2 separate regions of the Homo sapiens genome follow, and region 2 is linked to region 1. A link is a contact called in ENCODE Hi-C or POLR2A ChIA-PET data. All regions are on one chromosome and are shown on one strand. The core of a region is the stretch at or near the end of the contact, and the rest is flanking DNA. Distances in the headings are between cores, read along the strand shown.

Region 1 (7,599 bases), core at 3,114-5,613:
TGAGCAGAGGAGGCCAGGTGGGTTTCTCCAGGGTTGGTGGCACAGGGGCCTGAGCAGAGGAGGCCAGGTGGGTTTCTCCAGGGTTGGTGGCACAGGGTTCCACCAGGCAGGCCTGGCTTCAAACTGGGCTCTGCCATTTACCAGGTTCCCACCTGCCCCACTGGATCCTGGTTTCCCAATCTGTAGAATGGGGATGACTTTATACCACAGCATAAAGCCTTCAACTCGTGTTCACCACTGAGACAGACACTGGGTATTTAGACTAGAGCTTGGGACCCATATACAAGGGCTGCTAGGGCGGAGCTCAGGACTGAAGCACTACTTACGTGAGAAGGCGAGAGGCCCTGGAGGGCTTCACCTGGTTGTGCCTGGTCCCTGAAGCATTCAGGTTTCGGGTAAAGCCCTGGGCACAGCTCTGCGGCCCTCACATTGGGGGGTCCCTGATATGGAGGGCTGGTAGCTCACGCTGCATGTCACTGCGAGCCAGCTAGGAGGCTGTTGGAAGATGGCCGGAGGGAGAGAATAAGTTGGAGACCGAGGGGACAGCCATGGTCTGAGGACCACTGCTGAAGGAGATCCAACTACTTTGCAGAGTGGAAGAAGGACCCAGCAGCCATTTTGTGCCGTCGGGACAGGAGGATGGGGTGGCCGTGCTGCCGCGGTGGCCACAGGTTACATCCTACCTGGCATCTTTCTAAGATGAAGAGCTGCAGTGGAGGAGGGGCCCCCACGTGGGTGAAAGTTCCTCTCCCCTGCAGGCCTGGGAGGAGGGAGGGGAGGAAGCTGGAGTGCTGCCCCCTTGGCTGTCTGGAGCTCATCTGCTCTGCCCCCGGTCGGGGAGGTGACCAGGGAGCCGAGGGGGCCTTGGGCTCAAACGCGAAGTCCCGTTTTGAACGGTGCCACTTGCACTCCAGATGTGAAACTCCAGATGTGCTCCAGACCTCACTTTTTCTTACTTTAAAGCAAATGTGTTTAGACTGGGACTGTGTTTGACCTCTCAAATTCCAGGTTTTAGGTTTGCTGCAAACCTGTCCTCAACGTGGGGCTGTTTTCAGATTTGAAGGTGAGCTATCTTGACCTGGTTCACACCTTGTCTTGGTTTGACATGAGCTGTTCTGGCTCCTGAGGCGTGACCTGACCCGGACCCCGTTCGCTGCCCTGTGAGGCCGGCACGGGCCACCTCTGGCAGCGCTCGTGCCTGGCCATCACCCTTTGATTTGGTCCCACCGGCCGCCCCATGGCTCTAGCTGTTCCCCCACCATGAATCACAGCAGCCCTCGCTTCGGATGGCTGCCGTGAGAAGAAAGTGAATCAACCCAGCCCCTTTGGCTTTGAATCCACTGCTCTGTCTCCTGGCTCCAGGCCCCTGTCCTGCCTCCTGGACTGGCTTGGGGACCTCTTTGGCTCCCTCAGATCTACCATGGCCTCCCCCAGGGGTCAAATGCGAGTTCCACTTTTGGAAGAGGCCGGTCCAGCCCAGCTGGACATCCTGAAGGGGAATGGAGCATCCCAGGCCAGGCAGCCTCTACAGCTGCCAGCCCTCTCATGGAGCCCAGAATCTTCTCCTGCTCTTCCAGCCAAGGGGGAGGCCCCCTGCTTGGGAGCTCCTGGGGGCTGTGGCTTGATAGCAGCAATCTCAGAGGTATCTGGTGTTACTTGGGTGTTGCTGTGGGAACCTCACCACTCATGGGTTACCCTTTACACTGGTGACCTTTTCTTTCGTGTCTGAGCAGGATGACATCTCAAATGTCAAGAACTTTAATTTTCACTTAGCAACGTCCCTGTGAGGTGATTTCCAGCCAACTTGGAAGCGGAAAGTTCAGGCATTTCTGAGTGGGTCGAATAATAACAATTTAAAAAGGATCCTCAAACAAAATGAAAAAGGCCCCAGAAAACCCAGACTCTCACCGATCCCCAAACCCCGTCATGCTTCTGTTTCCTCAGGAAGGTGACGCGGTTTCAAGCTCTTGTTGCATGTCAGGTGCACTGGCTATAGTGGGAGCTGGTGGCACTAGTGAGTGGGACGTTTCAGTTCTAAATGGATCAGGGAAGTTGCATCCTCCCCCATCTCCACCACTCGCTTGCCTACCGCAGCCTCTTTCCCCACCCCCCACCTGCAGGTGTAGCTGCTGCTGTTTCTCCCGAGGCGGCCACTGAGAGCCACAGTGTTCTCCCCTCAGGGTGCCCTTTGGCTTGTTGCTTGTGGCTACTCAGCCAGGTAAGACAGCGACATACCATCTTCTCAACATCTTCCCCAAGACCTGGACTAACTGTGGCATCAGACGTAATTGGGGTTTGAATCCTGGCTCTGCAACTTCCACATGGGTGGCTTAACTTGGCCAGGCGCAGTGGCTCACACCTGTAATCCCAGCATTTAGGCGGGTGGATCACGAGGTCAGGAGATCGAGACCATCCTGGCTAACACGGTGAAATCCCGTCTCTACTAAAACTACAAAAACAAAATTAGCCGGGCGTGGTGGAGGGGGGTGCCTGTAGTCCCAGCTACTCAGGAGGCTGAGGCAGGAGAATGGTGTGAACCCGGGAAGCGGAGCTTGCAGTGAGCTGAGATCGCGCCACTGCACTCCAGCCTGGGCGACAGAGTGAGACTCCGTCTCAAAAAAAAAAAAAAAAAAAGTGACTTAACTTTTCTGATTGTCAATTTTCTTGCCCATAAAATAAGGAAAAATACATTTTAACCCGTAGAGTTGTTTCAGAGATGAAACGAAGTGACATATGAGGTATATTTGATATGACAGTCAACACCAGTTAAGGGTTTATCCTGTGCTGGTCACTATTGTAAGCTCTTCTAAGCACTGTGTGAACTCATTCATTCTCCTCTAATGACCCTTAGAGGTAGGTAACATTATTATTATCTCCATTCTTAACATTTTCTAAAAACAGTTATAGTGAGAGAAATTAACGTACTATACAATTTACCCATTGAAAGTGTACAATCCATTGCTTCTTGGCATATTTTTAAAAATTGTGGAAAAATATATAAAGCTTATCATTTTTATAATTTATATTTTATAATTCATATCAGAACCTGGCGATGTGAATTATATTCATAGGGTTGTGCAGCCGTCACCACTATCAACTTCCAGACCATTTTTATCCCTCCCAAGTAGAAACACTGCACCATGTTATGCCCATTCTACAGATGAGAAAACCGAGGCACAGAAAGATGAGGAAACTTGTTCAAGGTTATGCAACCAGTGTCTGGCAGAGCCCGTGTGTGAGCTCAGGTCATTTGGCTCAGAGCTGGTGCTCTTCACCTGCAGGAGGAGCTGGGTATTCTGTAGCCTCTAACTGAGAACCCATTCCGTGCCATGCTCTTTCCTTCGGCCATTGTAACAAGGCTGCAAGACAGACAACGATTGCTGTTCCCATTTTGCAGCTTAGGAAACCGAAGCTCAGGGAAGTTAGACAACTTTCTCAGGGTCACAGCCATGGTGAGCGGCAGAGCCAGCTTTTGACCCCGGGGTCTCACTGACCCCAGAGTTCACAGCAGAGTCGCAGAGCTTTCCTGGTGTCCAGCTTAGAGAGCACACAGTAGGTGCGCGGAGTGCGAGCTGAGCTGCCCTTCGAGATGCAGTTCCGAGGGAAGCCTAGGCCCGGGAGACCCCAGCGGGTCCTGCAGATAAAGGAAAGTTCTCCAGTCAGCCCCGGAGGAACGCTGATCCCGCTGATCCCGAGGCAGGGCCCGAGGTTCCTGTTCGGGGCCTCCCTGCTGTGAAGGAGTCCTGGACCCCCGAGAGGTCCATGGAATTCTGCAGGGGAAGGCCTGATATGGAGGCCTGTGGAAGTCACCGAGGAGCCCCTCTCATACCACCTCACACTTATTTCTTCAGGACTTCAAAGTGCCTCGCCGGGAGGAAACCATGGGGGTCTGCCTGAAGCTGTTAAAGTAGCCGGCAGGATTCGATGTGTGCCCTGATTGCCAGGGTAGGGGCGGGGGGTGTAAAAGAGAGAAAGATTATACACAGGCCTAGGAATGATGAAAGGTCTTAAGCAATGAGGGGGACTTGAAAAGAGGCGACCAACAGGTCGGCTGGTATGCCTGGAGACGGGAGGCGGTGCGTGTGGAGAGTAGCAAGCTGTGCGGAATGAGGCTGGGAAGGTGAGCCTGGAGGCCCTCCCTGAGGCTGGATTGTGGGAGGAGCGGTGGGCAGGACCTTGAACATGACCCTGCGAGGCGGGCCGGGAGGGGGCGTGGCATGCTGCGGCAGTGGGCGGGCTTTGGCTGGGGCTGGGCATAGTCACGGCAGTGGGCGAGGTGTCGCCTGGCCCCGCCCCGTGGGTCCCACCCCCGGGGTGCACCCCCCTCCCTGGAGCTCTGGCTGCGTGCTGGCTCCCAGAAGAGGAACCTGCTGCAGGCGCCGGCGCGGGCGGCGAGGACGACCTGTTTTTCTGACCCAGCCCGGAAGCGCTGGTGCAGGTGGTCTCTGAATGAGGGTTCCTCTTTGCCTCTGATGTCTGGAAGGGGAATTCAGCAAGAGGGACTCCAGTCTGGAGCTCTGACCCCAACTTCCTCAATCCAGGCCCTCAAAGAGGGCGGCCTGTGTCACCGGGCGCCGGATTCCCCGGGGGGTGCCCGGGGTTGGGGCGGCACATTCCCACCTGGAGTGCCCTCATGCCTGGCTATGCCGGACCTGCAGGGTCACACCCTCTCTCTGGACCTTTCCCTCCCCTGCACCCCCGCCCACGCCCCAGGCCCTCTGCTGCTTAAGCCATGGCCCTGGGTCTGTATCCTGACCTGGGCTGGTCATTGTTCTGCATTGGGTAGTTTAATTACAACTTTCTCTGCGCTTATCTGGTCTATGAGCTCGTGATCGCAGGGACCCTAGCACAGGGTCTGGGACTTACTGAGAGATCAGTAAATGTTCATGGATGGTGGACATGGGTGTGTAGGATGCCGGTCTCCTCCCCTGAGAAGGGGCTTGGGCAGAGGAGTCCCTAGTTCGCCAGGAGCAGCCTCGCCCCACCTGACCAGGCCTGGGACAAACCAACAGGTTGCTGTCCTGGAAGGAAAGGGGTGCCTCCTTCCACCTGGGGAGGCTGAGCTGCTTCTCTCCTCTTAGGCCCTGTGCTGCAAGGCGCCCATACCTCCAGTCCGCACCTCAGGAGTCCTTCCCGTGTCCTCTGGGAGTTCCTGCCCATGCTGGCTGAGGCCCCAGGTCTGCCTGGGAGCAGTCCCACAGAGGGAAGGTGGTGGAGGAAGGGGCAGGGATGCTGGCTGAGGAAAGGCCCTCTTTCCTACGATGGCTGTACCCAGGAAGCCGGCCGCAGGTTCCCTAAGCCGAGGCAGCGCTGGCTGTAGTTTCTCTGGGCTCCTGGGCTGGTGCACCTGCCCCTGCCTTCAGAACGGGCCCCTGTGCATGGCTGGCATCTGTGATTGGGGGTAGTGCGTGTTTCTGAGTAATGTGAAAAGAGCAGCTTCTTTGACTTCACCATTCCTAGAAAATGGCCTCAACTTGCTGGAAGAGTGGGGACAGAGGGTCTCAGTTTCTCATGTGAAGCTTGCAGGCCATTGTCTTCAGCACCCAGCATGTTTTGGGGCCTTTGAGGGACTTGAGGGGCTTTTTGAGGAACTCTGGGCATGGGGTTTTAGCCGAGGCTGAAAGTGGAGTTCCCAGGCTGCTGTGCTGAGTCCCAGCTCCCTGCAGCCTCCTGGGTCTGGCCACGTCCACCCGCCCTCCTCCTTTCTCCTGCAGTTGTGCCTCTTTTCCCTGCTGCCTCCTCAGCCAAGCCCAGGGAAGGACTTAAAGGGCAGTGGAGGGGGAAAGAGGCTGGTGGCCTTGATGCCTCTAGGCAGCCGCCTGTTCTCTGGGCTCTGGGCCTGGGTGCCCAGGGAGGATGAGTGTCAGTGGATTTATTTTGCATCAGAAGGAACAGACTGCTCCAGATGCCTTTTCTGGAGTGTTAGGACTTGGGGCAAAAGAGATGGGCCCATCTCCTGAGTTTAGTGCCTGGAGTTTGCTTTAGTGCTAAAGCAAGAAGTAAAAATGGGATTTAAAGAAACCAAATGGAATCACAGTCATGGAGTGTCAGACCTGGACGATGCCTTGGTGACGAGGTGACTCCCTTCCCTTGGCAGAGCAGTGGAAGAAACTGAAGCTCTGAGAAATTCAGGGATGTGCTAGAGGTTCCAGAACTAGGCCTGGAACTTTCTTCGGGGTTCAGTGCTATGCCCGAAACAGTGGAAGGAGCCCGCAGTGTGGCACAGAGCCCCTTCAGAGCTCCAGCAATCTTGAGCTTAGCGTATGAGTAGACCCTGGAAGCCAGAGGACTGCCTGCCATCTCCCCAGAGTTCTCAGGACCAGTGCTGCTGAGGTGATGCACTTGAAGTGTGTGTCCACAGTGGTCAAAAGTTAGCGCTGGGGCCCTGTGCCCTGGCTCCCACATCTCCAGGTCTGGCCTCCATCGGCCCCTCCCTTTCCTTTGTGGCCTTGGCCTTGGCTTATCAGTGTCTCTGCCAGGATGTCCTCATCCTAGAGGGTGAGCTGATAAGGCAGTCTCATAGGATGCAGGGTTGGAAGGTGCCTCAGGGACACTTCAGCTGAGCCCTCTGTGAAAACACCAACCCCTGCAGGAGGTGGCAGGCGGAGGGGCCCAGGCTGCACTCAGGCTGTAGGAAGTTTGTTTCTGTGTTTGCCCTCCCCATGGGCTGCACCATCCTCAGTGCAGGGGCTTCAGCTTCCACACCTAGCACAGTGCCGGCCTTGCTGGACACTCAAGAAAGGTGAGTTCCCTCCTGCTGGCTGCCTCCGCCGCTGTCTCACCAGCCTGGGTGCTGGGTGGTGCCCGCACTCCTGGTGTGCTGCCTGCCTGCTTGCAGGAAGTCCTGATGCCAGTGCACCCTTTGCTTGAAGAGCTAGTGAGCTCCCTGTGGGAGGTGGGGCCTCCTAACAGTCTCTCCGCACATCCTGCCCTGCTCCTCCCAGCTTCCAGATCATGGAGGATGCCCCCAGCTGCTGACTTGTACGCAGTGGCACTGCAATTTCCAGAAGAAACCTCAGACCTGAAGAATCTATCTGCCCAGGCATCTGCCCCTCCCACCCTGCTGAGAGTCCCTGTCCTCTCTGGAGCTGGCCTCCTGGGGCCCTTTTCCTCACTGTCATGGCCCTTGGGAGACTTTCCTTCTCCCTTCCCTAGGAGGAAGCCCTCAAGCCCCATGTCGGTGACCCTGGGGCAGCTCAGTGTTTCCTGCCTCAGCAGCTCTGCCCACCTCCAGTCCGTCAGCAGATTCTCCCTTGCTGGTCTGGCCTTTCGCTCCAGCAGTGGCAGGCACAGCTGCCCACGTATCTACTCCTGTGTCACCTGCAATCTTGTCCCAGAAAGAAAGGCTGTAAGGATGTTCTCATCTGCTCCATTCTCATGCTTAAAGGGCAGGAAGGACCGTGGGACCTCCCCTCAGGGTCAGGGCCTGATTGGACACAGTCACCAAAGGGCTCCCCGAGGGAGCTTCGTGAAAAATGCCTGATTGTCACATGGTCACAGAACAACATAAGCCATAATGCTATCGTACCATATACCACTCATTTCATGTACTAATTTCCTATTTTGTCGTATGGAAAATATTTGACAATGCCTCTAGGG
Region 2 (7,599 bases), core at 2,962-5,461, 110 kb after region 1:
ATGACGTAAGATAGAATGTGAATGGGAAAACAGGTAGCATGGGCTGGAGGTACATGGTGGGTCAGGAAGGGAGGAGATGGTGCTGGCTGCCATATGACAAGCACCTCCTCTGTCCAGGCCTGAATTGAGTGTTTAACCGTGCAGCCACACAGAACCCACGCCGAGAAGGGTCCTACACTGATGTAATGCTCTGCTGCCTCTGTTTGGAAATTCTTAGTAATTATGAACATGGCACTCTGCATTTTCATTTTTGCACCAAAGCTGTTTCCTTTTCTTTCTGCACACACAGCCAGACCATATCTTCCAGCCTCCCCTGCGGTCAGGCATGGCCATGTGGCTGAGTCTGATGGATGGAGGGTGAAAGCCATCTGCATGCCCAGCCCAGAAGCGTCTCTGTGCAGGAGTCTTTAAAACACATGAGCTTGGTTCAGGTGGTGCAAAGAATTCTCGATTTCAGCAGGGCGGTATGTTGTGCACTTTTACTGCTGTCATCCAACAACAATGCAACTGTTCCTGGGGTCACTAAGTTGTCCTTCTAGGAGATGCTGCCAAGGACAGCAGACCAGGCTCTTTCCCCCTTTGGTTAATTGGGGTCTGACCATCAGGGCAACTGTGGAAGCCAGGTTTTGAAGATGGTACAGCCTGTGCTTGAGTCTCAATAACTGCATGGAGCAGAGCTCCCTGTGCCCACTGCTCCCTTGTCCCAGCCACTTGGAACTGCCCTGGACTCTCACACGAGCATAACAGGCATCTCTGTGTTGAGTGACCGCAGCTTCAGATCTGTGGTGCCTGCAGCCTGGCCCGTGTGAATGCCTCATTTTCAGAGGAAGGAGCTTCCTCAGAAGTTTCCCAGCGGACTTCCTCTCTCAGCTTGTTAGCCAGAATTATGCCTTATGTTTTTTCCCAAACCTGTCTCATCAAGGAGAAGGGAATTGCTACGATCAGCTTGGATGAATGAGGACTTACTCCCTAGGGCCAGGGAGGGCCCTGGTCACCCCAAGCCCAGGGCTGTCCACACCTGAGCAAAACTGGGCTTTGAATCACCGGGTCTGGCAGGGACTTGTCACTGAGTAGGCAGCCAAATAGTGTCTGGGGAGGAAGAAACACTTTAAAAAAAATTTTAAAATTTTAAAAAATTTAAACCATATTAAATGACAATGACCATATTAATTTTTTGAGGAACAATAAAATATTCCCTGTAATTTCTTGTACATTGGGGAGTGAAAAAATTATACATGTTGCATAGGTGGAGAGAAACTTTCCTGGAACTGTGAGGTTTATATAGAATTAAGAATGCCACGTGTAGGTCTTCAACCATAACTACTAGTTTTCCCACCTCTTATATGGACGCAATACATTCAAAGGAGAAGAACACACAGAGTTCCCTGGGAATTGTGATTAAAATGTGCTTAAATATCAGGCAGAGAGTGATGTGGGAAGTGGTTGATGTTGATGTTGAGTTTCTTTGGAACAGTCTACATTTTTGGACAAACGATTTTCCCGCTTTATATTTGGTTTGTATATGTCAAAGGCTGCAAGTAACAGCATATCTGACTGCTTGACTCTATGGCTTTTAAGTAATGAGGAGTTTATTTTTCCTCATGTAACAGGAAGACTGGAGGTCAGTGGTTACTGGTGCTGGTTCATAAACTCGGTGATATTAGCACTAACCTTCTGCAGTTTTCTTAGAATTCTTCTCTTGTTTGCAATATGGCTGTTGGAGCTGCAGTGGTCACGTCTGGGGCAGAATGAAGATGTTTGGGGCAGGAGAGACATTTTGAACCTCATCTGTCTCATTTTACCAAGAATCCAAAGTTTTCTAGACACTGGCCCCAAAGCAGTCTCTGGCCTTGGTGTCATGTCAGAACTGAGTGACAGCCCACCCCTAACTTCAGGGCAGGCTGGGCAGTGAGGAGTGAAATTATCAAGACTGGCTTAGACAGAGGATCAGGACCCATCGCCTGGGGCTGCTGGACCCATGGCTTTTCTGAACCCAAATGGGCTTCTTCCAGTAAGATACGACAGAGGAGTGGACACTGAGTAAGCAACAAAGAGTGTATATCACGAGCTGCCAAGGGGCTGAGGGGAGAGGAATGGTTTACATAAATAAGGCAGGTGGGATTTTTGAACCTCTCCTGGAAGTTTAAGGAGGGAGGTTTGGGGCCTGGAATACTTTTGATAAAAATAAAGCCAGAGCAAAGTGAAAACCACAGCAGAGCTCCCATCTGAGCTGGTGCTGGTGTCCAGAGCTGAATCCCACAGTCTCTGCTGCCAGCCTGTGTTCTACTGCTGAGCCAGGTCCTCTAACGTGATAGGGTTGTCATTGAGTCTCTCCAGAACAGGCTGGCGAGCGTGGTAGATTATCTCTCCAGTCAACTAGACCACTGATAAGAGGGCTCGACTTCCCTGTCGGAGCTCGTAAGGCAGGCGTGGCATTTCCCTTGCTTTCCTCTGGCCTCCCTTCATGCTTCCTTTGCTTTCCTTGCCTGCCTGGGCCATGGGGACAGCTCTGTTCACGTCTCCTCCTCTCCAGACATGTGCCTCTAGCGCAGTGCAATCCGATAAAAATGGAACGTGAGCCACGTAGGTCACTTCAAACTATCTAGCAGCCACGTTTTAAAAAGGAAAAGAAATGCATGGAAATAAAAATGATTTTAGTTAATCCATATATTAAAATATAATTTTAACATAGATTCAATAAGATTCAATAGAAACATGATTAAGATATTTTACACTTTTTTCATAAGAAGATTTTGAAGCCTGGTGTGTATTTTACACTTTACGTATTTCAATTCATATTAGTCAAATTTTGAGCAATCAATAGACACATGTGGCTAGTGGCACCATCGTGGAGGGTACTGGAGAGTACACGTGTAGAAGACAGATACCATGATATTCATCTCTTTATCTCCAGGACCTGACCAACAGTGGACCCTTCATAAGTACTTAATGAATAAATATGAACACGCTGCTAGAAACGGGCCTTTTTCAAACATAGGTATTGGCTGGGGGTGGAGGTGGGGGCAGAACAGAAAACCCTGGAACACTGTACTTGGTAATACAGAGCATGGACTTACATTCTCACACCTTGGGTAGGGCTGCATCAGCAGCTGACCCAGATACCTTGGAATTCCTTAGCTTCTTTCTGTCTCTGTTTCCTCATCTGTAAAAAGAGATAGCGACACCTGTCTTGCAAGATGCTGGGAAGATTAAATGAATAGGCGTACACCAAGTGCTAAGTACCCGACATGCCCATAAGCACTGAAGAAGCAGTAGCCACAGTTACTTTAAACCAGAGATTCTGTCAGTCATATGGACAACTCATACTTTAGTAGCAGCAGGATGGTTTGGCCAGGGCTTTCGTGCTGGTCCTGAAGTTGGCTGTGTCCCAGTGGTAGGACTCTTGTGGTATAGATTTTCTCATTTTGGGAGCACTCTTGACAAGGGGTCACGAAGCAATTTGTGGTGTTTGTCTTTTTGGCTGTAGCTGTGGAAAGTCATGTGCCAACCCTGGGGCTTAGGGTTTAGTCAGCAAGGGCACGTGTGGAATGAGGGGGGCCCTACTCTGGGAGCCCATAGTACCCCCCAAGCCTGAGGGCTCAGCTTCCCGTGGGAGCCTGGGCTGACTTAGGGCAGCCAGGCCCCTTCAGAGCAGGGTGAAGACCTGGACCCCGCTGCCTGCTGTCTGTGCCCCCTCGGCCATCCTCGTATGCTCCGCCCCTCTACCCTGTCCTTTGGACGCCCCCTGACTTTTTCCCCTAAATTGACTGAATTGAAATTTACTTGTTTGAAACAATAGAAACCACGTGTTTCCTGATCATACCTAGCTTTGAAAACAGAAAGTGGGCAAAACAAGCCAGGCGCATAGTGGCATTGAGAAAGGCAAAGGCTAACTTCATTAAAAAGCTTCTTTGTGGTATCAGGCAGGAAGTGAAACAGCTTTAAATGGCAAACATTTCTCAATCATTTAATGCACCAGTAAGCTTGGCATTCTTTCTCCTTTGTCCCCTTAAAGAAAAAGAGAGCCCAGATATAACTCAGATGAGGAGGGGGAGGGCCCGATCCTGTGTGTTGGAGGAGTTCCCTGGAGCATTGGTCCTCACCCCCATGAAGCTTCACGGGAGGACCAATGTCAGACGTGGGTGCAGAGGACAGTGCAGTTTCTCTTGTGTGGCTGAGCCTGGGCCACCCCGGATGGATCGCTGACTTCTTGTTGGTGCCACTCACCAGCTAGTTCTCTCAAATCTGTTACCATCAGAAGCCCGGTAAATGGCAAACTTTCCTTGTTAACATGTAGGTCCATTTCCTGGGGATAGTGAAACCCCAGTCCCCACAGGTAGCATTGACCTCTGTTGCCAAATGCCATTATCCTGGTGTCCACTGCATGTTAGGCTCTTTCCACAGAAACCAAAAACACAGACAAGTGTGATAGGCTGAATCCTTTCTTGAAGAAAAAAATTGCACGTACATATTGAATAGCAAACCAATCAAAATGAAAAGGAAAACCAGAAGATGGATGCCACTGATACACGCTTGCTTAGTTGCACTTTTTAAGATTCATTTATAGATGTCAAATAGGATATGAACACATGGAGGTGTGCAGTAAATACTCCTTAATTGATGAAAAGGCAGACATATATGTGAAGATTTTTAGGGAAATACTTTTTTGGGGAAATAGCAGCCAGTTTAAGTTGGTAACATAAATGGTGCCAGATGAAATCATATTGACTGAGACCAAAGTCCAGCCAATATGAAATCGCTCTCAAATGTAATGACTTTAGCATAAAAATTCTGAGTGGTTTCCCACATCTCGTTAACCTTTGTACTGCTCTGCAGCCGTAGGGGCCAGGCATTCTCATAGGGCACTAAGGAAGTGAGAGGTGTGCCTTAAGGTGTGGCTGTAACTCACATTTCTTTTTTTTTTTTTTTTTTTTTTTTGAGACGGAGTCTCGCTCTGTTGCCCAGGCCGGACTGCGGACTGCAGTGGCGCAATCTCGGCTCACTGCAAGCTCCGCTTCCCGGGTTCACGCCATTCTCCTGCCTCAGCCTCCCGAGTAGCTGGGACTACAGGCGCCCGCCACCGCGCCCGGCTAATTTTTTGTATTTTTAGTAGAGACGGGGTTTCACCTTGTTAGCCAGGATGGTCTCGATCTCCTGACCTCATGATCCACCCGCCTCGGCCTCCCAAAGTGCTGGGATTACAGGCTGTAACTCACATTTCTGGACTTCCATTATCATCCTGTCTAATCCTATCATCACCCTGCTGCATCTGGCAAAATCCCCCTGTTCTTGAGCCTCCAAGTGGGTGAATTGGCTCCCATATCACCTCATTCCTGCTGTTGGCACAGGGCTAGTCCACGGTGTCGCAACTGTTTGTTTAGTGTCTGTCTTTCCCATACAAGCTCCTCCAGGGCACAGATCCAGAATTATACACCCCAACATCCCAGTAACTCCCACAGTGTCTGGTAGGTAATAGTTTAATAAAAGCTGGTTGAATGAAAGAGCAGGTACATTCTTTGGTGTTCAGAGTTATTAATTCCGTTTGTTGTTGGTGTTTTCTTGTGGTAGATTTCGAGTCTTGCTTCTCATAGTTATTTTTTTTTCCTAAGATATGTAATGAAGGCAGACTTCTCACCTTGCAAAAGGTTAGTCCCATTTCTAAAGCAATTTTATGGGCTCCTTTGAGAGTCTGGAAATGTCTCCTATATCTCTCGGGAGAATCCTAGGTGAGGGGTTGGCAAATGTAGCTGCAAACCAAAAGAGCTTGCCCTTGGAGTTAAGTGGAAAGGGCGTTGTGTCCCTTCTCTTTTAATTTCAGTCCCTGTCATTGTCATTTGTCTGGCAGGGAGCTCTGCAGGCTGGGAAAGCCTGATTTTCTCCTCTCTGAGCTCCTTGTAGCCGGATCCAGTTTGTGATTTTCCCTCATTGATTTTTCCTGCTTAAATGTAGTTGAAACAACCTTTTTGAATATGGAAAAAGGTTTTAGCACGGTCCAAACAGCTAGCAGGTGACAGCCGTTATACTGACGTGTGCTGCGCTGATTTTAGGGAAGTATTTATTTTTTTTTTAAGAGCCCTGACAATAAGTGGCTGCTTTTTCAGGTGGTGCTATTGCAGAAATGTTACAAACAATGGCTACTTGTGGAGCCTAACATCACTTCTTTGGCTTACATTTCTACAGAAATTGCTCACAGGCCTATAGCCTGGTTGATGCTCTTCCTTGTTTCAATTCATCTGATTATTCTAATGTACATCAGACCTACGGTCCCCTGTCTGATGAAGCCCCAACCGTTAAGGGGAAGTATTTGTCATCTCAGCACCTGGTTTCAGGAACAAAGTACTCACCTCCTGGCCACGTAAGCTATTTCAAAATAACCTTTGTTCAGGGATCCCGGAGGGCTCAGTGCAGTCCCGACTGTCCTGCAAACTGGTTGAGTGACGGGGTTGGGGAATTCAGGTGAGCAGGACTTCCACGGTTGCCATGGAGACCATCAATCATTTGAGGAAGCCTGCTGGGGGGAGTTGGGTGAGAAACCACGAGAAAAAATCATCCACCTTTTAACGATTTGTTAGCACCTAATGCAGCCATTAGGCCTGCACTTTTGGAAGTGTTTATTTGGAGCACTTGATTCTGGAAGTAGAAGGAAAGCTAAACATTGTAACTTCCTTTGGCAAATGCATCTAATTTGTGCATCAGAGATCTCTCACAATTCTTTAAGGGCCCTCAGCGCCTGAGGCTAATTAGGGCAGGGGGTGGTGCTCTTTTCCATGGTGGGCCCATTGGGCCATATACACACCTTGCAGGCTGCAGGGGTTCCTGGCTGCCATGGGGAATCCCATTCTTGGGGTTTCTGTTTAGAAGCCTAGCTATAGGTCGCTAACCTTTCAGGCTCTCACCAAAGTGTGCTCCCTTCTGTTGAAGACCTACTATGGGCCAAAGGCTTTTCCCACATCCCCTTCTTTGATTCTCTCTCTTTTTTTTTTTTTTTTTTTTTTTTGAGACAGAGTCTTGCTCTGTCACCCAGGCTGGAGTGCAGTGGCACAATCTTGGCTCACTGCACCCTCCGCCTCCCAGGTTCAAGCGATTCTCTTACCTCAGCCTCCCGAGTAGCTGGGATTACAGGCATGCACCACTACGGCCAGCTAATTTCTATATTTTCAGTAAAGACTGGGTTTCACCAAGTTGGCCAGGCTGGTCTAGAACTCCTGACCTCAAGTGATCTGCCCTATTTGGCCTCCCAAAGTGCTGGGATTACAGGTGTCAGCAACTGTGCCCAGCCCTCTCCTTTAATTCTTATGAAACCTTTGTAAGGTGGACGTTGTCAACCCTATTTTACAGATGAGGAAACAAAGGGCCAAGAATTGAAATGACCTCTTCAAGATCACAGAGCTAATCACTGTATAGCAGGGTGTCCACCCCAGCTGAGGGTGAAAATTACGTCTGTTCCATCACGGCACCCTCTCGAAGGAGGTGATGAAGAAACTCGTTCTGTGCTATTCCTAATAGCAGTCACTTCGGGCACTGCTTCATCAGCAGCTCCTACGGCCATCTTGGTGTCCATGTCCACTCCGTGTCTCAGCACTCTGTAGCTGTCATCAG

Evidence for each region. A loop is a pair of places that touch in the nucleus more often than their neighbours do. ChIA-PET counts read pairs that join two places held with the same protein, here RNA polymerase II (POLR2A). Pooled maps may share reads with other maps.
Region 2: a map of GM12878 shows a loop between it and region 1 (4-fold over the local background). The contact joins the enhancer-like site here to the promoter of LINC01814 in region 1. A Hi-C loop is called at or near these places in 5 of 168 maps with a recorded cell type or tissue (B cell, GM12878, OCI-LY7 and 1 more), 4 of 37 single-sample maps with no recorded cell type and 10 of 50 pooled maps. POLR2A ChIA-PET finds 5 or more read pairs at or near these places in 3 of 52 experiments (GM12878, OCI-LY7 and activated T-cell).

Annotation. Positions count from the first base shown.
Region 1 is chr2:8,580,556-8,588,154 of GRCh38, reverse strand. It overlaps LINC01814 (long intergenic non-protein coding RNA 1814), which reads left to right and starts at 4,363. Exons shown (of 6, transcript NR_110257.1): 1 at 4,363-4,438. RefSeq lists enhancers at 171-823, 3,067-3,745, 3,746-4,425 and a silencer at 4,103-4,472.
Region 2 is chr2:8,474,288-8,481,886 of GRCh38, reverse strand. No RefSeq gene overlaps it. Among named protein-coding and RNA genes, the nearest start is that of LINC01814, 110 kb to the left of the region's middle. RefSeq lists enhancers at 281-380, 6,260-6,429. Within about 2 kb of position 4,211, at least 12 of the 41 ENCODE cell types and tissues checked have a DNase peak (open chromatin) inside an H3K27ac peak, as active enhancers do; they include GM12878 and OCI-LY7, where a contact is called at or near this core.